Regions from separate parts of the Mus musculus genome. Here all the other regions are linked to region 2. Evidence: chromatin loops called from intact Hi-C (ENCODE). Cell type or tissue: heart. All regions are shown on one strand. Each heading gives the region's core, and the rest is flanking DNA. Links, peaks and the distances in the headings are about the cores only.

The links. Peaks named below come from ENCODE experiments on the same cell type or tissue, not always from the same donor. Only the 100,000 strongest peaks of a DNase experiment are listed, where the experiment ranks them.
Region 1: a loop joins it to region 2, with 2.5 times the contacts of the local background. A loop is called at or near these places in 4 of 42 quality-filtered maps.
Region 3: a loop joins it to region 2, with 2.0 times the contacts of the local background. A loop is called at or near these places in 6 of 42 quality-filtered maps.
Region 4: a loop joins it to region 2, with 2.5 times the contacts of the local background. A loop is called at or near these places in 3 of 42 quality-filtered maps.

What each region holds. Positions count from the first base shown.
Region 1 is chr10:120,382,286-120,388,324 of GRCm38, reverse strand. All of the region lies in intron 3 of Hmga2 (high mobility group AT-hook 2), which reads left to right. 1700006J14Rik (a long non-coding RNA gene) reads right to left here. Exons shown (of 7, transcript XR_003948966.1): 4 at 4,865-6,039; 5 at 4,469-4,592; 6 at 4,099-4,232; 7 at 1,417-1,588. Among named protein-coding and RNA genes, the nearest start is that of 9230105E05Rik, 4.2 kb to the left of the region's middle. In heart, for the core only: no CTCF peak of the experiment used is centred there; a DNase peak (open chromatin) is centred at 3,344; H3K4me3 peaks cover 442 bases; H3K27ac peaks cover 2,720 bases.
Region 2 is chr10:120,474,257-120,480,295 of GRCm38, reverse strand. It overlaps Hmga2 (high mobility group AT-hook 2), which reads left to right and starts at 3,827. Exons shown (of 5, transcript NM_010441.3): 1 at 3,827-4,343. The coding sequence starts at 4,233. In heart, for the core only: a CTCF peak has its summit at 3,019; no DNase peak of the experiment used is centred there; H3K4me3 peaks cover 4,414 bases; H3K27ac peaks cover 4,424 bases.
Region 3 is chr10:120,549,094-120,555,132 of GRCm38, reverse strand. No RefSeq gene overlaps it. Among named protein-coding and RNA genes, the nearest start is that of Gm34952, 24 kb to the right of the region's middle. RefSeq lists an enhancer at 1,536-3,175. In heart, for the core only: no CTCF peak of the experiment used is centred there; no DNase peak of the experiment used is centred there; H3K4me3 peaks cover 2,354 bases; H3K27ac peaks cover 2,735 bases.
Region 4 is chr10:120,374,306-120,380,344 of GRCm38, reverse strand. Hmga2 (high mobility group AT-hook 2) reads left to right here. Exons shown (of 5, transcript NM_010441.3): 4 at 5,645-5,677. The region is part of intron 3 of 1700006J14Rik (a long non-coding RNA gene); the gene reads right to left. Among named protein-coding and RNA genes, the nearest start is that of 9230105E05Rik, 12 kb to the left of the region's middle. In heart, for the core only: no CTCF peak of the experiment used is centred there; a DNase peak (open chromatin) is centred at 2,754; H3K4me3 peaks cover 396 bases; H3K27ac peaks cover 983 bases.

The DNA of each region.
Region 1 (6,039 bases), core at 571-5,570, 92 kb after region 2:
AAATCTCCTGGGCAAGCTCCAAGTATTAGGTGGTATTTCCTTAATATATTGCTTCTGATCCTTTGGGGGAATCAACATTAGAAACTGACTTTGGAAAATGAAGACGCCATCAAAGTTCTATATTTTGAATAATCAGTATCTTAATTTTTTACAAAGATGACCTAAGTTTTCTTATGTATCACCTTGAATTTTGTAACTTGGGGAGGGCGAGAATGATGATATTGAACAAGGGAGCGCCCTAATTATTTGAGACTTTGAAAAAAAAAAGAAGGGAAAAGGTATATTTTTTAAGGTTTACTGCTGAGCTTTGCTGTTAACTGGGTGTTTGGATATTTACCATCTGCATACAGAGTTAGGCATGGGGCCGCTAAGATGGCAGACTGGAGCTGCACTGGAGGGAAAGACATCTGTATTTTTCACTCACTTGCACAGTAGCCCTAAAATTTTCAAGCTTGCTTTTTGTTCAGCATCAAAGAAAGGTTGTTTTATAGTTACTGCATTTTCCTTTTTTTTTTTTTTTTTTTTTACCCACATGTTCCATGAAAGGGGTGAGAGGCACTGAGTTCTTCTATTTATTCTTTGCAAAGTTACTGTTTTGCCCATGGTCCTTCTGCATACCGTTGCGCTGGATAGGAAAACATAATTTTGTTCTTTTTTTTTTTTTTTTTCTCTTCCTTTGAAGGAAAAAAAAAATTTAAGAGGTTTAAATACCATTCACGTTTTGGAATTTCCTTCTTTATTTCCTCCTAAACCGCCGTCTCCCAACTATATAAAGCAATCCAATGTTGAAAGAGTTTCACTCCTATAAAGACCTTTTATATGATTATAACCCCCCTGTTTATCAAGGGCTACAAGAACGGGAGCCAGGAGCTAACTGAGTTTATAGCTATGTGTCTATGAATATACGTGTTTGTGGGCAGGGAGGTCTCCATATATCCCCAAGTGTGTCCAAATGCTCACAGCGTTTTTAGCATACAAATTGCCAATTAAACATCTACAGTTTTCCATCCCCTCTACAATTTTGAATGTGGGACCTATTAGCTGATGGGAGAAGATTGACACCGTCAGTAGCAGACTAAAATGCTTAACAAATCCAAGACACTGAGCTTTGTCTGAGTCTCTGGCCCTTGGCTCGGCTAATTAAATATTGCGTTAATTAGCCTCGTTCCTTAACTGTTTCTTGATCTCTCGGTAGAAATTTGTCTTTGGGGGTCCAGGTTCTCAAGCGAAAGGAACAGCTTAGGGCCCATGAAGGAGAACTGTCTTGACTGCTACCGAGAGATGGAAGGAGAGGTCCTCCTATTCTCTTCCTCCTTCTGAATAGCCAAGGACCTTAGCCCAGAGAATGGTGCCCACCCACTTTGAGAGTACTCCTCCTCCCCATTATAGGTTTCTGGAGATACCCTCACAGACACACCTAGAAGTACGTTTCCCTGGTGATGCTAGCTCCAGTCCAGCTGACCCTGGGGATCAACCACCACGTCCATCCTTCAGCCTCTTTTCTAACATCCATCTGAGCAGCCTCTTCGTTCCGAGATGGTTTCTAAGTATCTCTTTTCCAACATCCATCTGAGCTGCACTGTTATTCCTGGATGGTTTCAAAGTATCTGTCAGCTGCCTAAATTCTTCTCTCACACATGGTTTCTAAAATTACCTATATGTTCACGGCACTCCTTCCGAGAGAAGAGAATCCTCACATCTCCTAAAGAGAAGGTGCTATGAGCATTTTCAATCCTGATTTAGATAAGTGAGCGTTCTGGGCGATCTGCTACCCCACACAGCCAAATAAGCGGGCTACAGCTTCTCAACAGTGGTGGCTTTCTGAGCATTCAAAAGTCACAGAGAGGGTAAAACAAGCATTGCAGGAGTCTGGTGGCCATTTCCTGTGCTCAGTCCTTTCTCCTCATTATAATAATGGTCACATTGTTTACTAGTGTTAGCATCTTTCTTATCCTTTGATGTTTTGGCTTCTCATTAGAGAACTACTGGAGCGCATGCCACCGAATGGTTTGTTCCATGCAGCCCACCGGCACATTTACACTCCTGTGTTTTACTATCTAATATGTGGTGGCCATAACCGGAGAATGCAAGACGTGCCTTCAGAAGAACCCTGGCCCCTATAATTTTTACCAAATCATGCTTCGTCATGCCCCCGTTTTCCCCAGTGCCATGCAGCGTGCACAGATGCATGCTGAGCAAAACTGGGGAGCGCTTCGGAGCTTTGTAAGTGAATGTGATCTACATATCGGGCGAAGGACTGGGAAATGTACACCCTACCCTGCAGCCTGGCAGTTGTCACAGGACTAACTTGTACCCTCTTAGCTGACTCCTGAAGGAGCCCGAGAAAGCCATACAGGTGTCAGGAGAGAGACCCAGCCACTCTGAGGCAACTAAGCAACTAGCTGTTCTCTGAAGGACTTAAGGGCACTGCAGAGCAGACTGGGGGAAAGAGCTGTTCCCTTTACAGGAATCCCAGCAGAAAGCAACACAGAAGAAGGTGTCCACTCCCCTAGGACTGGAGTTATAGGCAGTTGTGAGCTGCCCTGGTGGGGGTACTGGGAACTGAACCCAGGCCCCCTGCAGGAGCAATAAGTGCTCCTGAGGGCTGAGCCATCTCTCCATCCACAAATGCAATAAACTGCAAGCTTCTTTCTAAAGAAATTCCCTACAGTGGTACATTTTAAAGACTGCCTCTCTTTCCCAGAAACACCCCTCCCTCCCCCTCCCCAGAGCCTTTAAAGACTGCCTCTCTTTCCCAGAAACACCCCTCCCTCCCCCTCCCCAGAGCCTTTAAAGACTGCCTCTCTTTCCCAGAAACACCCCTCCCTCCCCCTCCCCAGAGCCTCACAGGTAGGAGAACAGGAAAGACTTAAAGCTGAGCCTTGCAGGCAGCCACTGAGTACTAAGGGGCTACCTTCTTAATGCAGTGTCATATTACAGCAATACTAGGAAAAAGCTTTAAGGAATTCTCATCCATGCCCAGTACATACTACTTCAATGTTTACTGACTAGATCCATGGGTAAACAGAACCCATGGGTCAGAGGTAGTTTGTAAGCCACTATTAACCATGATTCCTGTGACAACTGTGAATGCAAGGGCCGTCTCTCTGTCTGTCTGTGTGTGTGTGTGTGTGTTATGCGTGCGTGCATACTCCATTCATGATTCCCCCCATTCTTAAGATCGGTTGGGGAGGGCAGCTCTATCCACTAATCAGGTACTTAAAATAGCCATGCTAGTGGTGGATGAAGGAAGTCAGTCTAGATAACATCTCTGTGAACTGTGTGCCTGTGAACTTTAAATCACACGATACAAAGGAAACTTCCATTGTCTTGTGTGGGGCTTGGGGGCGGAGCTGAACAAAGCACACGAAACACTCTTGTTTTGGTGGCCAAGGATATTCCTGGAAGGCTGGAAGCCAGAATCTTCAAGGCCACCACAATGACAAGACTCCAGTGACAGACCGGCAAACTACAGGACCGTGTGCACCACAAGTGCATAGTGCAGAGGCCTGTGATCGCTCCCAAGGGTGCCACCAAGGTCTTTGATATTGAACAATGAAATCATAAACACTATTGCTGCCCCTGCTGCCACTGCTGCTACCAGCGCAGCCCACCCCAGTGCTATTAAGTGGTGTTTATTACATTCCTACCGCCCGCAGTTGCTCTGTGCACTTTAGTGACTTCTAATTTAGTTACCCCCAACAATTCAGCGAGGCATCCATGTTACACCGATGAGGAAAGTGACATTTAAACTGCTTAAGAAGTCATGCAACTCCTTGCGTAGAGTGAGTCCCAGACCCCAGTTTTGGTCTATCTTATTCCCAAACCGTATCTTATAACGCTATCTTGAAAGTCCTTTCCTGGCAGAACTCCCCAGGTACCAGGAGACTGTAACCTCCAAACTATATTAAATTTCTTGGAGGGAATCCCTCCCCCACCCCAAGGCCCAAAAAGGCTGCCTTGTAATAGCTCCACCTGACTGACTGGCTTCCACATCCTGAAAGAGCAAATTTATTTAAAAAAAAAATGTTACAGCAGTGACATTCCCTCCCAAGATCAGAGGTGCATACACATAGGTGGCAGCAAGCCCAGACATACCAAAGCGTGTTATCTAGAGCCAAGGACTTTACACCACTGCATCTGTAGGGAGACAAGCATCTCATTTCAACAGACAGCTTGTTCATATAGTTGGGATCCTCCTGGCGGAACTGACAGGGAGTCGGAAGAGCATCCTAAAACAAAGAGAGCGGTTATTGCCCTCTCGGAGGGGCCCCTGCGCGCCCTGGGGTTCTGCTCTTCAGTGTAACTGAGCAGAACTCCGGTTGGCTCCCAGGAAAAGCCTGGCGGCACTGTCAGATTGAGTGTGGCTAGCATTATTTATCTATTTACTACCCATCATCTCTGGGATTCCTTGAAGGGGACAATGAGTCACAGCCAGTATTTAGGCAGCAGTGGCACTGTCACTCACTGGGTGTCAGGAATGGCTTCCTTCACTCTTCAGTCCGTGACCAAGTGAATGCACTCAGCAGTTTCCAGGGATAGCTCAGACGAGCCAGGAGAGCCATCTCACCGTAAGGTAAAGCAGGTAATGCCTGTACATTGTAGAAAGAGGGACTGTGCTGCTGCCTCATCGGACAGAGCAAGGCAACATCCAAGGGAAAGTCTGTGCGAGTTGATTTCAGAGCCAGGAAGGGGTTCCCATCAGCCACCACGGGCAGGCCAGCACAGTGGAAGCCAAATTAACTGAAGCCAAACTCCATTGGCACTCTGTCTCCCTTCCTTATTGTCATTTGGTTTGGTGACACAAAGTGATCTTTTTCCAAGAATCGGGGATGGGTTAACTTGCTGGAACTGGTCCAGTTACCTGACAGGGAAATTTGCTCAGCATGAAGGAAGAGTGTGTTAGTGTTGCTTGCTTGCTTGTTTGTTTTCGTCCTCTGGCTTAGTGGGTCTTGACTCCTTTGTGGTGGTGGTGGTGGTGGTGGTGGTGGTGGTGGTGGTGGTGGGGCTGTCAAATGACTCATTCACAGAGGGCTTCATGTCAGATACCCTGCACATCAAACCTTTATATTAGGATTCATAACAGTAGCAATATGACAGTTATGAAATAACAAAAATAATTTTATGGTTGGGGGCATCACCACAACATGAGGAACGTATTAAAGGGCCGCAGCATTAGGAAGGTTGGGAACCACTGTTTGGCTGAACATTTCATTACTAAATCAACACCTCTCACTCTTGTGGTTCTGAGAGGGAGGGACGGAGGGGGAGAAGGGAGGGGGACGTAAGATAACAGGGTAGAAAGACGGACTCTGAGCAACTTTTGACTCCCAGAATTTACCACTGTGGAAGGTGTATCATCACGGCGCTGGCTATATTCAAAAACTTATATCCTTGCTAGTCAGTTGGAGTTGGGGTCTCCTTGTATTCCTAAAAGCCTACAGTCATTTTCTTTGATTTACTTGAGACTCATCAGAACTCATTATCTAGGTTCTTATATCTTGGTTTAATTCTTGTTAGCTTTCATCACATGAACTGACTTATAAGAAAAAAGATAAAGAGATATATAAAAGATAAAATCATATCTAAAAAGTGTGTTAGCTTTCTATTACAATAACAGAATACCTGAGGGAATCAAGTTAAAAAGAAGAAAATGTTATTTTATCTCAACGTTTGGACATTTCAGGCCACAGAGGTTTGGCTTTTTTGCTTTGGAGAAGAAAAATTTTCTTCCAGGCAATGAGAGGATTTAGACATTACATAGAAACCTTTCTGAAAATGTGTTCCATACAGAAGACAAAAATGTGTCAGGCTGGGTCAGGTGGCTGGACCGAGTCTCTGCGGCCAATCTCATTCTGCACTAGGGGCGTGGATTGTTTTGAGCTGTGAACGTAGCGCTCTCTCCAGCTGGGCAAGAAATGCTCAGCATTGAGATCTCTGACTAGTAATCATGCCTTGATGTAAATATGCATAAACATTGTATGTATAAGCAGGCTCGAAATGAGCTGTTCTAAATAACTTCTTCCGTGTAGCGAAGCA
Region 2 (6,039 bases), core at 698-5,697:
GCGATGAGGCAGTGGACATGCTATCTGTCTTCTGGGACTGTAGATGCGATCTTCATATAATCATGAGGAAAGTGGAGGGAACTAAATGTCACACAGGTTGTCAAGCTAGGGCTAAAATTCATCCCAGATCAGTTGCGTTAAAAAGTGTCTCCTTGTGACCCACTATCAACAAGCACTGCCTGCAAACTTAGGATATACCTTGTATCAAGTGTCTTACTAAAATGAGAATGATTCTGCCTGATATACCGTAGCAGACATTATGAATTCTCAGCACCGAATTTTTTTTTTCCTTTTTCTTTTTCTTTTATTTTTCTCCCCACATTCTCCCAAGACAGGGTTTCTCGGTAGACTTGGCTGTCCTGGAGCTTGCTCTATAGACCAGGCTGGCCTTGAAGATCTGCCTGTGCCTGCCTTCTGAGTGTTAGGATCAAAGACATGTGCCACCATTGCCCAGGTGCACCCAAATTTATAAAGCATGGGGCAGGAGATCTTAGAGCAATTATGTTTGTGCACAGAATTAAATGAGAAGTACTTGGCCCCAAATTTTCTATATTATCTTATTTGTTTTTTTAAACCGAGTTCTGAGTCTTCTCATTGGGTTTCACCAACCACTAATGCGCTTGCCTGAGCTAAACATCAGTCTAAATCCCACATCCCAGATCAGTAGAAAACTTGTTGATGTGACCCAAGGTGCTGATGCCCGATTTGACAGCAGGTGAAGGAGAAAGGGATTTCACGCAGAAAAGCTCAACCTGGAATGAATGCTACAGAGAGAGGGAAGTGAATAAAGGATTGAGAAACCTAAATTTGGGGATTCAACTTCTCAAATGTGAGTGAGAAAAAAAAATGTTTCCTTAAGACAAAAAAAAATATAGCCATTGAGCTTAATTAAAAGACTGGTATATAAAGATAGCACCTCAATAATAAAAATCTTGATAATTTAAAAAATAAAAACAAAGTTTTATGCTTTGCCTGAAAAAAAAAAAACCCAAAACAAAACTATACAGTAACTTAAAAGGATTATAGGCATCAAAGAATAACAATGTATAAGGCTAACTTGATAAAATGGAAGGAAAAACTTGTTTATATCCTGGTTTCTATAAACTCAAAAGAGCTCAAATCTGAGAACAAAATGGAATGAAAACAATTGGCTGGATTTCCCTTTTTAAAAATGTGATTCTCTTAGATTCTAGGTTATTGTGAAAAACAAAACAAAAACCAAAAGACACAACCAACCAACCAAGCAAAAAACCCAAAACCAGCACACATGCACATACACACAACAACAACAACAACAACAACAACAACAACAACAAAACAGTTCAAAGCTCTCCACTGCCACCACCCACCCCGACCCGGGGTTGGAATCTCATGCTTGCTAGCATTTGTACCTTAAACAAACAAACAAATACAAATCTAGGGAGATAATGTGATTCTCAGCATAAAATTAGCTGACTGAAATCCTGGGTGACTTTTGCTTAAATCCATTTCCTAGAACTTAGTCTGTCCCTCTGGCCAATCAAACAAGAATCAAAACAGAAGCCCATATTATGCGCATGTGTAAAATGCACGCATCAAAGAGTAAATGTACAATCTCTCTCTCTCTCTCTCTCTCTCTCTCTCTCTCTCTCACACACACACACACACACACACACACACACACACACACACACACACACACACAGAGGAAATGTGCAAACTCCTCAGCTAGGAAATGTCAGTGCACTCGTGAGAATGTGAAATTTCAGTCCCTTTGATGAAGATACCATCTTTCAGCCAAGCCCTGACAAAACCTTAGGTTCCTGTTAGACCCCTCCCTCGGTATTCATTTGCTGGGCTCCATCTGGAGGTATGGGGGTCTCTTCCTCTCCATCAGAGCTAAGCGTTCCCAGACTCAACGCCAGCCCTCGGTTCCTGCAGAGCACTCTATGTACAGAGAAGTGTCCCAACTCTGCAAAGGGCAGCTGGAAACGGATTTAAAACGGCAACGCTGACCAATCAGCACAGTCGCGCCCAAGCAGACATTTACACGTGCCTCAAGTACAACGGAACCTGGCAGAGCCTAGATCCCGGCGTTAGGGCTGTAAAGAAGGCGTTTTTATTCCACGGTGTTCCGTATCTTTGTAAGAAAAAAAAAAAAAAACTTCACTGGGTGAACATTTTTATTCTGGAGTCAGTCCAACACAATTTTGGGTGCGATGTGGGAAAATCTGACCCTAAGATTTTCTTTCTTCCCCCTTTCAGATTTGTGTTATTCAAGGATGAGAAAGAGGTGCCTTTTAGAACGTTTTACGCCTTTCAAAAAAGTTGACTGTGGCCACGATGGTGTTCACATAACTTAGAAACAGCCCAGGCTATAAAATTAGGACTTGGCAGAAAGGAATTCTGAGGGAGAAGGTTAAAATGAAGGCAAACTTCAGGCAATTGGTGCGGTGGAAGGATAAGTGATCGGTAATATCCCATAGAGTTATGGGCGTCCCAGCACGGGGGTGCAGCGCCTGCTCCAGGAGTCAGTCCTGGGGGAGGGGACCTCGATAAAGGAGCTGGCACACTCGGTGTTCCTGTGTATAGTGTGCAAGTGTGTGCTTTTGTTGCGAATGTGCTTACTGGCACCATCGTGTGTCTGGTAGTGTGTGCTTAAGCACGGGTTTGTTTGCATGCCTGCTTGCCAGTGAAGTGTGTGTGCGCGCACACATGAATTTTCGTGCAAGCTTGTCTGCGATCACACGCGTGGGCCCGTGTATCTTTGTGCACGCTTGTTTGTGCGCCGGCCCGTGCACTCTGGGGTGAGGGCATTTCTCAGTGGAGCGGGGGGGGGGGGGGGGTCGCAAGGGGCGCTCCGACTCCTTGGTCGCTCTTTTCCCGGGGCTGAAATAGTAGACAGCGGCGGTTGACCCTGAATGCTTCCGGAAACTTCGGGCAACCCTCGGTGGAAGCACAGGTAGAAGCCAAGCTCTCCAGGGTGACTCTGAGATAGTCATTTTCTTTCGCCTTCCTAGGACAGCCGCTCAGGGGTGGCCTCCAGCGGCGATCCGGCAGGAGAGCCTAGGCCCTGTCTTTTTAACCCCACTGCTGGCGGGAGCACGTGAGCCGGGGCTCCGGGTGGCAACCGGGCGCCGCCGCCTTCGAGGCAGTTGTGTTTCGAACGCTGCCTCTGGCCCGCGGCCAGGCGCCTGGGCTCGGCTGTCCGCCTGGCCTGCCCCCTCCTCTTGCTTCTCCTGCAGCCCCCTCCCCTTTATCCGCCCACGATCAGAGGTGGGCACTCCCCGTTCCCGCCACCCCCTCCGCAAGTGCGAGCGCGCGTGTACACACACGCACACGCACGCACACACTCATCCCTCTTGAATCCCGGGCAGGAACTCTGAAAACTTGCAGCACGGGCAAAACTTGGGCTCCGGGTGCAGAGCGCAGAGGCCAGCAGCTTGTCCCTCTGCATCTGTGCAGTGCCGCCGCCTGACCCCGCCACCCGAGGAGGCGCGGTGCCACCCACTGCTCTGTTCCTTGCTAGAGCTGAGCTGGGCGCCCTACCGGATCCTGGCAGAAACTTCCACTCTCTCCTCGGTTTCTGACCGCACTAGTCAGTCTCTATCTCTGTCCCGTTCTGTCTCTTTGTCTCTGTCTCTCTCTGAGTTTCTGTCTCTGTCCCTCTTCTCTGTGTCTCTCTCTGGCTCTCTGCGTCTCTGTCTCTCCTTCCCGCCCCCCTCCCTCTCTCTCCCTCTGGGGTGGGGGAGAGGAGGCGGAATTCTTTCCCCGCCTAACATTTCAAGGGACACAATTCACTCCAAGTCTCTTCCCTCTCCAAGCCGCTGCCGAGCGTCCCAGTACCCGCAACTCCCGAGCCTTTGCGGAGAGAGCAACCCTCTCCGCCTCCAACTCTTCCCTCTCCTTCGCTTCCCGCCTCCTCTCCCTACCTCCACCTCTACCTCCGCCACCCACTGCCCGCAGCGCCTCCTCCTTTCCTCCTCCTCCTCTCCTCCTCCTCTCTTCCTCCTCCCCTCTCTCTTTTTGGCAGCCGCTGGACGTCCGGTGTTGATGGTGGCAGCGGCGGCAGCCTAAGCAGCAGCAGTAGTCCCCGGCGCACTCGCCAGCTCGCCTGCTCTCGCCGCTCTTGCCCTCTCCAGCTCTCTACATCCCGTCTCCCGAAAGGTGCTGGGCGGATTCGGGGCGGCGGAGGCCGAGCGGCTGCAGCGGCGGTACCGGTAGAGGCAGTGGTAGCGGCGGCGGGAGGCAGGATGAGCGCACGCGGTGAGGGCGCCGGGCAGCCGTCCACATCAGCCCAGGGACAACCTGCCGCCCCGGTGCCACAGAAGCGAGGACGCGGCCGACCCAGGAAGCAGCAGCAAGTCAGTACGCCGACGCGGAGGGGCCACTCAGCCCACCCGCGACGCCTCTGCCCCCGGGGCCCCGCGACACGCCGGGCGACCGGAGCGCGGGAGCGCAGCGGCTACGGCAGCGCAAGCTAGCCCGCCTGCCACCCGGGTGTAGGTGGGGCGGGAGACCGAGTTCCCCTGGAGAGTGCGCGGCGCAGTCTCTCCGGGTACCCGCGCTCCCCGGCTCCAAGAGCTGGGGTCCCGCGGCGAGCCGTAGCCACCCGGTGGAGGTGGGGTCGCGCGAATCGTGGACAGGGACTTTCGCTATTGTGCGCAGCCCCGGAGCGGCGCGGCGTGGCTCGGGGGGGGGGCATCGAGCCTCGGGGGTCCCAAAGAATAAAAGCGTCGCTTTGTCAGCCGCTTTGGCGACTGGGGGGACTGGGGAGTTCAGGAGGGGCAGGACTGCGAGTCCGAAGCTCTTAGACCCGCGGCTTTCTCCGGCTTCTCGGGGCCGCCTTCCCGTAGGAGGCTGATGCGCCGCGGCCGCCCCCTCGGTGCCCTCCCCACACTCCATGGCCCAAGGCTCGCGCCCTCCCGACAAAGAACGCGTGCGGAGCCGACTGCCCGCCTGGTGCTCCTCCCGAGGATATTTAAATGCCTGCCGAGCTGCTACAGCCGCCGGGGCTGGCGGGGAAAGGATCCCGGAGGATCCCAGGCCCCCGCGGGCCCGGGAAACGCGCTTCGCCCAGGGAGCTCTGGAAGGAAAGTGCACGGTAGCCAGGGTCGCTTCCCCGCCAGGAGTCGGGTCCCTCTTTGGCTCCTCGATCCCGCTCCTCTGAGCAGCCCAAGTTTTAGCTTCCTCTTGGGCGAGTGGCTGGGGGCTGGGAAGGGACGGTCGAGGGGCACCCAGGACCCCGCGGAATGGAGGGTTTTGTCTGCGGATGCAACCAATTAAGAGTGCAAGCCGGCTGTTGCAGAGTTGTGCGCAGCGCCCAGGGCCGGGGGCGGGCGGGCGGGCGGGCAGGGGGTTGGGACGTTCGCAGCAATTTCCAAGCCTAAGGACGCGTCTATTGAGAACAGTAAAACTCCCTTCCCGGCCTTTAAAAAAAACCAAAAACTTCCCATTTTTTCTTTTGCTTTAAATCGCTTCCCTCGGGCCAATAGGCGGATTAGAAAATAGTCCTAAATTGCCCCCGTAGAGCTAGGTGGGAAATCGAAGAAAGTTTGTTGGTGTGTTTTAGAAAAACAAGGAGTGTACCTTTTGGGAAATCATCAAAGGAAACAAACTAATCTAGAGGCCGCCGAGATTTCCCGCTCTGCCCTTAGCGACACTTTACAGTGCTTTGGGATCCCGTTTTACACCTCCCAGGAAGTCTCCGCTCTACCCCCTTGCTTCCCACCAGCCACCCAGGTTTTCTGAATCCTACTAATCGCACCCCTCCCCCAAAGGCTAAAGGAAAACGCATTGAGATCCGGAGGCGGCTGGGAGTTTTTACCTTTGAGTGAAGGCCGAGTTCACAAAGAAAAATGTGTTTCCGATGTGTTTGCTCTAAGTGCCCACTGGCGCTGGTGTCCAATGGAAGTTTCTAAGCACCCCCCTCCGCTCTCCCCCTCCCCCGCTCTCTAGCTTGCGAACTTCCACGGAGAACGCTCCGGAGTTGTAATTAGTCTCGTTTAAGCACCCAATCTGAATGAAACGAGAGTAGATGATTCACCGGAGAGACGTTCA
Region 3 (6,039 bases), core at 595-5,594, 75 kb before region 2:
AATTTCAAATCCTCAGCCAGTTATAATATTGTAAACATTATCGACATGTTTCTGTTTTAACATTAATGTCAAGTGATTATATCCGTACCATCTGCGTTGTGTGTGGAGGCCAGGGGATGATATCTTGTATCTTCCTCTTAGTGCCTGAGATTCTGTCTCTCACGGAACCTGGAGCTCCATCATTTCAGGTAACCTGGCTGGCAACTAACAAATCCTCCCATCACTGTCCCCTCCAGTTCTGGGGTTACTAACCAGGCCAAACCATACCCAGCTCTTTTCTTTTCTTTTCTTTTCTTTTCTTTTCTTTTCTTTTCTTTTCTTTTCTTTTCTTTTCTTTTCTTTTCTTTTCTTTTCTTTTCCTTTCCTTTCCTTTCCTTTCCTTTCCTTTCTCTTCTCTTCTTTCCTTTTCTCTTCTTTTTCTTCAAGCACTTTACCCATTGAGCCAATCCCATGGCACCAGTACACTCAATGACAATAGTGTCTTTGATAAGATATATTTGCTGGGGCTGGAGAGATGGCTCAGAGGTTAAGAGCACTGACTGCTCTTCCAAAGGTCCCGAGTTCAATTCCCAGCAACCACATGGTGGCTCACAACCATCTGTAATAAGATCTGACGCCCTCTTCTGGTGTGTCTGAAGACAGCTACAGTGTACTTACATATAATAAATAAATAAATATTTTTTAAAAAAAGATATATTTGCTGCTACAAATCAACCGTTTTTCATCAAATAAAGTTATTTTGAGACAGACTGTCTGATGAGCAACTGTTTGCTTTTATATACAACAAATAAAGTCAGCTGGCCAGTGCTTCCCTTTGTTCAGAGATTAGAAGTTAGTAGACATGGTGAGAGGGAAGAAAAAATGTGAACTAATTTGGAAATTGAGAGGAGAAAAGAAGGGGGAGAGAGGATGGGAGGGAGGGAGACAGAGAGACACACACACACACAGAGCCATTTACACCAGGTCTTGGATTCAAACCCAGAACTTTAAACAAAAGCTCACCTTTAAACAAGAGTGCCACCCACCAGCACAGCACACTTACAGCAGGTGGGTCCCTTAGGGCTACCACTACCTCCAGCAACCCACCTTTACCTGCAGCTACCTCAGGATCCAGATCTGCGTTCTAGCACAACAAACGCAAGGATGTGAGTTGAGTCTGAAGACCACAGAAAGTGACTTTGTGAATGTCCCCCTACCATGTATCCGCTTAAACATCTTTTTGTTTTTACTATTGCAACTTGTTCCGTTATTCTCTTCCTTCATTTCGATACTCTGTTCCTCACCACCATAACTTAGGGAATCCAAATTACCTTGCACCCCAAGATCACATCCTGAACATGAAGAGGAAAACACAATGTAAGGGGGCTATGATTTAGGCGACCTTCAGAACCCTTTCTTGTTCATCTCATCCTGTCCCTCCAAGATCCCGAATCTCTTCCCTTCTGTGTCACTTTCACTTCTAGGTCAACAAATATTTGACCGTTTTGAACAGATGTGTTTGTAAACTTACATGAGGAGCTCTTGAGAAGTAAGTTAGGGCAAGAGAGAACACTGCTTCTTCTCTCTCAGGAGAACCTTTAGCATGTAATCTCTACCTAACATGTCTCTGGGCAGATTATGATCTATGTCCAAAAAGGCTGGAGGAAGCCACGGGAGGATGCAGGCTCCCTGACTTGCCAGTCAGCACCTTCAGCTCTCTCCAGACCCAAAGTCTGGACTAGGTGAAACCAGCCAGCTCCATGCCTGGCTCAGGTCGAACCACAAAGTCACGCCTAACGTAGATTTGCCCATTGGCTGCAGGCCGGGCGCCCCTCAGTCTGAGGGGGGCGGAGTCTGGAGGGGGTGGAGTCTATCGGCAACTGGGCCACTGCTCCCACCCTTCTAGGGGACCCTTGTTTGGCGGTTTCTTTTTCCTCTTTGGGAAAAAGTTACCAACTTCATTGGCGTCGCTGCTCTGCAACTAGTCCCTCCAACCCCGCTCCCGGAGGCTGAGCTCAGATGCTCCGCAGACGCCGCCCAGCGGTCCAGGCCAGGGGCCCCGTGCCTCTGTCGGGGTCGCCTTTTCTCTGCTTGCACCCACGGCTACACCGATCTGCACAGCAGCATGGAGCCCGCACGCTGCCGGGTCCCCTCTCCTGACGTACACCTACCCCACCCCCTAACCAGTAGGACACTCTCCATCCTACTCCGGGTCCTCTTACGTACACCACCTTCACTCTCACCGAGGCTACCTAGAGTCACAGCCTCCTCCCTCCCGGTGGTGGCCGCCTTCTGTGCGTTCCCTAGGGTTCGTCATGCGCTAAATCTCCTGGCTCACATTTAGGGATCATATCCCCGCGCGCGCATTTTCCGAGATCACCCACGTGCTCTCATTCTCATTCTGCCCCAGCAACGGCCCGCATTGCGCGGTGGCCCCTCGAGCCGCGGATCGTGGGAACCAGGCTGGGCCCCTTCGTCCCTGTCCCTCCTAGGTCATCCATCTCCCACCCAGTCTGCTGCCGAGACTTCAAAGGCGCCCCTGCCGGCGCGGGCCCCCTGACCCCGTGCGCAGAGCAGACGGCTGGGGCGCTCGGCGCGGAGGGAGGCCAGTTGGCTCATCCAGACACGCTCGGTCCTGCAAGTGGCTGCGTGGGTACCGAAACGGCCTTGGGTCTAGCCGTACAATAGCCTCTGACAAGGCCGTACCACGCTCGGGCCACCTAGGGTTGTCCCCCACCCCCATTCCCAACCCTCCGCCAGCAAGGTCCTTGATTCGTTTCTTCCGGAAGGAAATCTGGATCAGGACTGACTCCTTTCCAAGCAGAATAAGAAAAATCGTTCCCAGCGCTTGCTCCCCCTCCTAAAAATAAAATAAAATCAAATCAAAATAAAAATAAATAAGAGTCTCCCCTGACACTTAAGCAGCACTTCCTTCTTTCTTCCCTCCGTCCCATTCGGACACCCCTAATTGACAGACTCTAATCCCCGGATCGGAACTACTTCTGCCGGGAAGATTTGGCCGGCTTTTCCTTTTCTCTCAGCATTCCTGAAAAGCCAATTCGTTCTGAGCTGCGTTGATGGAGGGCAGGGGGGAGGAGGGTTACTTCCAACTTCTGGCACCACCTGGGTGGTCGCCATAACCCAGCGGTTCCCTGTCAGCTGTGTATTCTCCTCCACTCTATAAAGGCGGCTTTGCGGGAATCGTTAAGGCTCTTCGCCATCGATCTGCGGGGTACATGTATTGATTTATACTTATAATCAACTACAGTGTGAGATTTCGGGGAGGGTGATGGTGTGTTCCCGGTGCATAACTAACTGTGGCTGTGTGTTTGGAGATGTTGAGTTCAAGCGAAACAGCTTTTTGCATGAGGCTCTCTAAACATTCTTTTTCACACACTTAAAAATATTAAGGCTGTGCTCCACAGTTCAGCATTTTGATTGGCTGTGGTTTTCTGTAGGTAAAACACTCCAAGAAAAGATGGGGGAGGGGGGGTTACGGGGAGGGGGCGTGTCTCAGCATAACTTCGAGTCCTTTAAAAGGAATAGGTTAAACTTAGTCGGCAGCACTAAGATACATATTATACATACAAGGGAGAACACAGAAGCCCTGAGACTGCCACTAAACAACTCAGGCTCACAGCTTTCTCCACCCTAACAATGTTTCCTCACTCTGAGGAATCATTGGTGATCTTCTGGTATGAAAGTCTGAGCTGTGAGCAAGAGAGCAAACTGGACAGGAATTGCTCAAAGGTGGAAGACATCAACTGCTCTGCCTTACACAGGATTTGTCGTCCAGTGGTGCCTGGGCCTTACGGTACCAATGTGGATGGGGGTACGCAGACCCTACCTGGAGGTAATTAGGTCTTTGGGACACCAGTCTCAAAACCTGCTAGGTTAAGGTGGTTCTTGTGGAACCCTGGTTAGTTCTGACGAGATGAGTTGTGGTCCTGATCTTGTCTAGCTTCCTATGTCATCATATAACTGCTCCCTCTCCCACGTGCGTTTCCTTTCAGCCGTCCATGAGGTGACGAGCTTAAGGCTCCTCAGAGCCCAAACCAAAGAAGTTGCCTGATCTTGGGATTTCAGTTTTCATAACTTTTAGTCAAATAACCCTTATTTCTCTATAAAATACCCAGCCTGGGGTATTTTGTTGTGTTGTTGTTGTTGCAGCAAAAGAGAAAAGACTAACTTAGGATCATCCCAGCTGGACATGGTGCTATGTGCCTTTCATCCCAGCCACTAGGAGCCAGAGTCAGGCAGATCATGAGTTTAAGGCTAGTTTGGGTTACATATTGAGTTCCAGAACAAAACTAGAGAGACCCTGTCTAAAACAAACAAACAAACAAACAAACAAACAAACAAACAAACAGAAAACCCAAAACAAAACAAAAAAACAAACAAAAAACCAAAATAAAACAGCAAAATAAGTTATTAGAATTATATCTCATTTAAAGTATGAACAGAAGTTATAAGTTTACATTTTTAGGAAAATTTAATTTTTAGCAGCAACACAGAACAGTGAAGAGCAGTTCATGACAGTATTCCTGAACAAAAAAGACCCCTGTAAGAGGTTGATAGTCAAGACCATTTATTTCATCTAGCAATGGATTTCTACGTATCTCTTCTGAGGCAATATTGGTCTTTATTTTGTCTCTGAGTAAGTACACAAGTCTCCAAGCGATGAGTTAGTACTCATATCCCATTCACTAATAGATAAATAACGCTGTAATAACAGCTCTTATAAGGTGGGCTCCTGACTTTCGTATGAAATTGTGCCCCTTGTTTTTGTTCCCAGAAGTAGAATTTGCTGAGGTGGATGGTCATGTGTCTTCTTCATCTTTTGCCCTTCTCTCCATATGCTCCTTGGGTGCACTAAGAAGACGGTCGCCTCCGCTCAGTTTGGGGTGTGAAATACGCAGTTTTAATTTAGTATTTTGTAACCACAAGTTCCAATCTTTGAAAGCACCATGGTTCAGTAGAATGTCCCAATGGGGGTAAACCTGTGTGCCCTTTCATGGTTTTCTGTTCATTTTGGACTATTTTCTAAATTGCCACCTAATTTCCTGCAAAGGAAATCTCTCCCTATGTCAAACCAACACTTTTCAAGTAGGACAGATTTGTAAAGTTCAGACTACCTCTGGTTTATAGTCTATACCAAACTCTAAGGCTTGGTCACGAAGGATTCCTGCCTGCTATATAGCATCAGCCCCCTGTCTCCTGCCTCCAGCCCCCACCCCCTCCCCACTACTCTATGCTGAAAGCCTTCAACCATGTCATGTATATTAAAGATCAGGAGCACTGGGCCTTTTCAGCTTGATGTTGCCCTGTCTTCCCATCCCTCCTCACCCTATTTCTTTACTTTTGTGTCATCCCCATTGAGCCTCCTGCTGACAAAACACTGTTTCCTTATTCATTTTGTATTGAGTTTCCACCCTAGAGCTAGCCCAACAGCTGTGTCTGCAACTTACTGGCTTTGCGACTTACTAACTGTCCGATTCAGTTATTTAACTTCAGGAGGTTTTCCATGTCTTTATTTGTAGGTGGGTAATAGAATTATGGGGAAATATGGAGACTTAGATACAAAAACACATAGAAAGCTCTTAGAATCAAGTGTGGGGTCGAGCAAAACTTACAGTATTGTATCATGTTACTATTAAAATCAGTTGGTGGCCTGTGAGGTAGTTCAGTGGGTGAAGAAGCTGGCCACCAAGCTTGATGACCTGAGTCCCACCCCAGGATGTACATGGTGGAAAGAAAGGACCAAGCTCTGGAATCTGTCCTCTAACATCCCCACAAAGGCTGTGAGTGGTACGCCTAGCCTAATGTCCACCATGAGTAAATATAATAAGTATTTAATTTAAAAAGTAAGACTGTCAATAAGGTTTTTGGGTTTGTTTTGTTTTGGTTTGGTTTGTTGTTTTTTTTTTTTTTTTTTTTTTTTTTTTTTTTTTTTTCCGAGACAGGGTTTCTCTGTATAGCCCTGGCTGTCCTGGAACTCACTCTGTAGACCAGGCTGGCCTCAAACTCAGAAATCTGCCTGTCTCTGCCTCCCAAGTGCTG
Region 4 (6,039 bases), core at 749-5,748, 100 kb after region 2:
CAGTTTTTGTGACCACCTGTTCTAGGAAATACTTAGGTAGCCCAATGACTCTCTCAAGCCATTTCAGAGCTGGGTGTGATGTCACCCAGCACGCCCATTATCATGGTAGAATTCAAAACCTGCCTCAGCTACACAGTGAATTTGAGGCCATCCTGGACTACATAAGACCCTGTCATCACCCCACCCACCCACCCCCCAAAAAACCCTAGAAAAATAGGTAAATAATATAAAATGTTACATGATTCAGTGTAAGACCGGAAACAATGTTTTTGGTCAATGAAGCAAGAATTGACTCTGTATCTTTTATGGAAAGTAAAATATAATGAAAATAACCACACTATTTCCTCTCATAAATACCGTACATATGCCAGGTGTGGTGGTGTCTGCTTTTAATCCCAACACTTGAGAGGTAGGGGCAGGCAGATCTCTTGAGTTTAAGACCAGCCTGGTGTTCGTAGCAAGTTCCAGGCCAACCAAAGGTATATAGTGAGACCCTGTGTCACGGGGTGTGGGTGTGGGTGGGGGTGTGGGTGTAATTACTTTGCCCTATTGCTTCATGGCTCTCAGAATCCCCAAAATATGCTATTTCCTTTTTCATATCTGCTCTACAGTGTCATGGGCTTCAGACCCCAAGCTGTTCATATGGACGTTAAGACAGTGATTTGCTTTGAGTTCAGGTTGACCTAGCCTTGGATAAGCTAACCTGTGCAGCAGTACACTGAAGGTTAGAGAGGTTCCTCCTTGTCTTGATAGGATCATGTCCCATTAATACAAAGCATTTCTTCTAAGTTTCTCGATGCTGCTCTTGGTGGCGATGGTGAAGGTTATTTTCTTCATGAGCTGAATTTTAGAAGTTTGGAGTGGAGTCCAGGGAGATGGGTTGGTGAATAAGGCAACTGAAGCACAAGCTTAGGTAGGTCCCAGCTTCAGGGCCAGTAGCATCACATAGAAGCCAGGTATGTTGGCTCACGACCCTAACTCCTCGCTGGGCAGGCAGAGATGGATGGATTCCTGGAATGGGCCGATCAGCCAGCCCAGCCAAATAAGTGAGCTCCAAGCTGACTGAAAGTCCCTGTCTCAGAAAGAGGGCTGGCAATGCATGTAGCTGGTGAATAAAGGCTACTTGCTGTCAAGATGGACAGTCCGAGTCCCATGGAACCCACATGGTAAAAGAGAACCAATCCCCACAGGTTGTCCTCTGGACTCCTATCTATGTGATGGCAGCCATACATGAGCCTCTGTGAATGAATGCAGACATAAAATATGTAAGTGTAAAAAACTCTATTTAGACAGAGAACTACTGAGGAAGAAGACACCCGACGCTGGCATCTAGACTCCACGTGCACACACACATGTGCATGTGCACACACACACACACACAGGTGAACACAGATACAACTGTGTCTCGACACATACACATGCATCTAGACTCCATGTGCGCACACACACATGGATGTGCACACACAGATGAACATAGACTCCACGTGTATGTGCACACACACATGCATCCAGACTCTATGTGCACATACCAGTGAACATATATATGCCACACATACCCATGCATCTAGACTTCACATGCAAGAAGTTTAAATGAAGGGAACCCAAATAAGTTCTTTCAGTCTCTTGTGGTGAATTCTCCATGCAGGGAGAGGCTGAAGACCAGCCAGCTGCCCGCACTGAGCAAGCCTGCTGTGTGCACACACTCAGTAGAAACAGAACCATTGGAGTTGAAACAGGTTGCTGCCTCTTCAGGAAAACAATCATTATGAGATCTCCCACTGTTAGAAGGAGAAGATTCTGAGGGAACTGGTCTACCTGGGCCTCGACAGCTCCTACTGACTATTGGCATCATTGACTATTGGCATCGGCCCCTAAGAAAGAGCTGACCTAGCAGGGCTTGGCCCCCACAGTGAACCCCACCCCCAAGTAGGCCAGAAAGCACAGCTGTTCCGTTGGGGCTGGCCCTGGACTAGACTGCTTTGTCTAGTCTGTGGACGTGAAGGGGTTTCCTCAGGAGAGAGAATGAATGGGTTCAGTTTGTTTCCGTTTCAGAAATAAACTCAGGGAGATTAAAGTTTCTATGCCTTAGTTTCCTGGTGAGAAAATAAAAACAACGAGGAGTATACCTTCCTTGACAAGGGATAAAGGATTTTTACCTCTCTGTAGGATGTGTGTGTGTGTGTGTGTGTGTGTGTGTGTACAGCATATTATATATTTATCAAGATTTATGAAAACATAAAGCTATCCACTCTAGAGATTAATAAGCAGAGTTATCACTCAGTCCTGAGGAAGATGGAGTGGCCAGTGTGTGTCTGCTTCCCTGTCTCAACACTTAGCTCTGAGCTAAGTGATGCTCCAAGGCAGATAAGAAAGAAGTGGGCGCGATTTGTTGCCCAGAAAGCATCCAGCTGGCAGTTTACTTCCTTTCTGTTTTTATGAATGGCGGTCATATTATGATTTGGTCTGTTTTTCCTGACCAGAGCCATTCATAAAACTAAAAACAAAACAAAATAACAAGAAGAAGAACAGCAGCAGCAGCAACAACAAAACTTTCTGGGCACAGTCTGGAGCAAATGGGTGCCAACGGCTGGGAAAACATCCCAGCGGCCTTAACCGCAACCCGCGTTGAAGGCATTCAAGGGTCTGTTTGTTTGGTGGCCTGAGAAGTAAGAAGTGCTGTGTCTAAGTGTAGCCGGGAGAAGGTCTGTGACATGAACTAGGCTGGGAGCCAAGGCTGGCAAAAGTTCAGAGATTGTCTTTCTCCTCACTGAAGTGTCAGGACCTAATTCATGGAAAATTGGGCGAGCTGGCAGCCCTCTCGGAGTTTCATTGAGACGCGCTGTTCAGGACTCGCATGAATGGAGCTCCTTAGCCAAAAAAGGAGGGGGCTGACGAGCGGTCGGAGCCAGACAGCCTTCGAGAATGTGTGTGCATTCGAAACGGTCTGGGAGGAGAAGTACAGGTGTAAGTGGCAGGGGAAAAGAGGAAGAAAGGCCGTCTCGACTTAAAAGCGACCCTTTGAAAATGAGCACTCTCTCGGCACACACTTCTGACTCCTAAGAGGCGTGAAGCGCACTGTGCTTCCTGGGTTCAAGTCAGCCTAGGGAAAAAAGGAAACATCTCAAAACCTGGGCTTTGATGCTGTTATCTCTGCTGTGAATTAAAGTCATGAGGCAGACTTTTTTTTTTTTAACAGTGAAAATATCTCTTTTTAAAATCTCATCCATCTTTTAAAAAAAATACTCTGCTAATTTTATATAATGATTTCAAGATCCAAGAAAAACATCACTCCCTTACAGACATTCTGTATTCCGAACACAGTGAGTTTAACCCACCTCCCGTGTCTCTGAAGGACTGGAGCAATTTCATCTCTTTGGCTTGAATCTCTAAGTCAAAGGTGGCTCGGTTATACTTGCAAACTTCAGGAATGTGTAAATGGAATTAACAGGGCTTATAATCAGACACAACCCTGCTGTCAGGAAGTGAGTTAGCAAAGGTCTGGGACTTCAGATCTGTCTTTTGTCTCACTGAAGAATAACAGTAATTTCTGGAGCTTGATTGGAAAATTAATTCAGGCTGCAGAGAGATCTCAGAAGTTTCACTCAAAAGGGGAAATAGATATTATGGATATAGATATGAAAATAAACTATAGATCTGAGAAAGGACTATATCCAAAGCAGCAGAAGGACCCCTAGGTCTTTTAGTCAGGGTTTCTATTGCTGTGATGAAACACCATGATCAAAAACAAGCTTGGTGGGGGGGCGGGGGCGGGGAGGGATTTTTATTCAGCTTACACTTCCACAGCACTGTTCATCCCTGAAAGAAATCAGGACAGGAACTCATACAAGGCAGGAACCTGGAGGCAGGAGCTGACGCAGAGGGCATAGAGGGCTCTGCTTACTGGCTTGCTCCCCATGGTTTGCTCAGCCTGCTTTCTTATAGACCCCAGGTCCACCAGCCCAGGATGGCACCACCCACAATGGTCTAGGCTCTCCCCCAACAATCACTAATTAAGAAAAAGCTTAACAGACTTGCATACAGCCTGATCTTACGGAGGCATTTTTTTCAGATGAGGTTTCTGCCTCTCAAATGACCCTAACCTGCGTCAAATTGACAAAAATGTAGCCAGCAGAGGCCTCAATGTTGGAAAAAAAAATTTTTTTTTTGTTTCATCTTGTTTTTTAATGAGCAAATCATTTGAATGGATGACTACTTAGTAAGCACTTGAAAGATGTTTCGTGTAATTAGTGAGGAGGGGAATTCAAATTGGCATTTAACTTTCCACCCGGTTGGAAGTCAAGACTTAAAAAACGACAGACGATTAACAAGCGCTGGCACATCCGTGGGGAAAAGATTAGAACACTCTCTCCCGCACCAGTGGTGGGTCTATAAAATAGTGTGCCTGCTTTGGAAAGCCATCCGGCCACTGCTCAAGTCGGGTGGGGGTGGAGCATTGCCATTACCACTCAGCAACACCGCTCCTAGGTGACCCACAATGAATGAAAGCCTACCGTGGTGGAATATGTCCATGAAAGCTCACAGGAGATGCTCTCAGTAGCCAAGAGGTGGAAACAGCCCAAGTAGACACCAACCAATGAGCATCCAGATAAGTAACATGGGGGAGTACTGCTTGCCATACAAACCAGTTAACTGTTGACGTCATAGGAGTTGTTACAAAAGGGTTGACAGATTAAGGCAGAAAGGATGTAGGTGGGCGTACGGTTCAAGGACACACAGTTCCGTAGTGGCTGGGGAAACGAGGGCGGCAGGAGCCCGAGGCAGCTGGCCGCTTTACTCTCTCTGTTTGGAGGCGCAGAGAGGTGAGCGTGGTTGCTCAGCTTCCGTACTTCAGTCTGGAACACAGACAGTGGGATGCTGCTGTGACAACTTCGAGGGCGGGTCTTCTCTCTGGCTAAAACTTTTCCGGAAACATTTTCACAGACACACACACACACCCAGGGGTGTGTTTCCATGGTGATTGTAAATCCAAATATCTCAAATATTACCATATGACTTTCCCTCCTCACCTGGAAACAGAGAGAGAGAGAGAGAGAGAGAGAGAGAGAGACAGACAGACAGACAGACACAAAAGCACCTGTTGCATGATTCTTCCACTATGAAATGTCTGAAACAAGGCAATTTAGGTAACAGAAGGCAGACTGATGCTAAATTAAGCTCAGGAGGTTGACTAGGAAAGTGGAGAGCCATGGGGAGTGGCTACAAATAGATACAAAGTTTCTTTTATGGAAATTTAAAAATGTTCTCAAATTAGGTTGCGGCGCTAATTATGCACCAGTTGCGTAATAAAGATTCCTCTCAATTCACTGACTTCAAATGAGTGAATTTCGTGGTTTGTAAGCTTTATCTTGGTAAAGAGTCTTCCAACTCTTCCAGTTCTATGATAGCAGACTTAAAACCAAGTTATTCCTATAGCAAGCCTATTCCGATATGAGTACTAACCCTATTCTGTCATTCCTCCACATGTGGAGGCTCTCTAACTTAGATGAACTTCCGGGGTGTTCAGTTTTCTCCTTGCTTTGCAGGTCCCCAGCCACACTGAATGAACTCACTGAACACTCAGGTTCTTCCCTCCCTGGGTCTCCCTGCAAACTAACACCACTTCTTTTGTTTGTTTCTCCCTCAGCCACAACAAGTCGTTCAGAAGAAGCCTGCTCAGGTAAGACACGCCCCCTTGTGATTATTCTCAAAAAAAAAAAAAAACTCAAGCAAAATACATATGGAGAAAGGTTTCCAAGCCTTTAATTGGCATTTTCTTATTCTGATTATGACAATGTCGAAAAAGCATTGAACATTTGTTGTATCCTTCAGAACCAGGAATTATATATATGTATGTATGTGTGCGTGTGTGTGTGTGTATGTATAGATAGATAGATAGATAGATAGATAGATAGATAGATAGATAGATAGAGATAGTCTGAGATTATATTATTACAAACTCCAGACAAGGCCAGTGAACTAATTCAGCCGGTAAAGGCACTTGCTATGCCGACTTCTAGTGCCAGAGTCCACTTGCAGGGC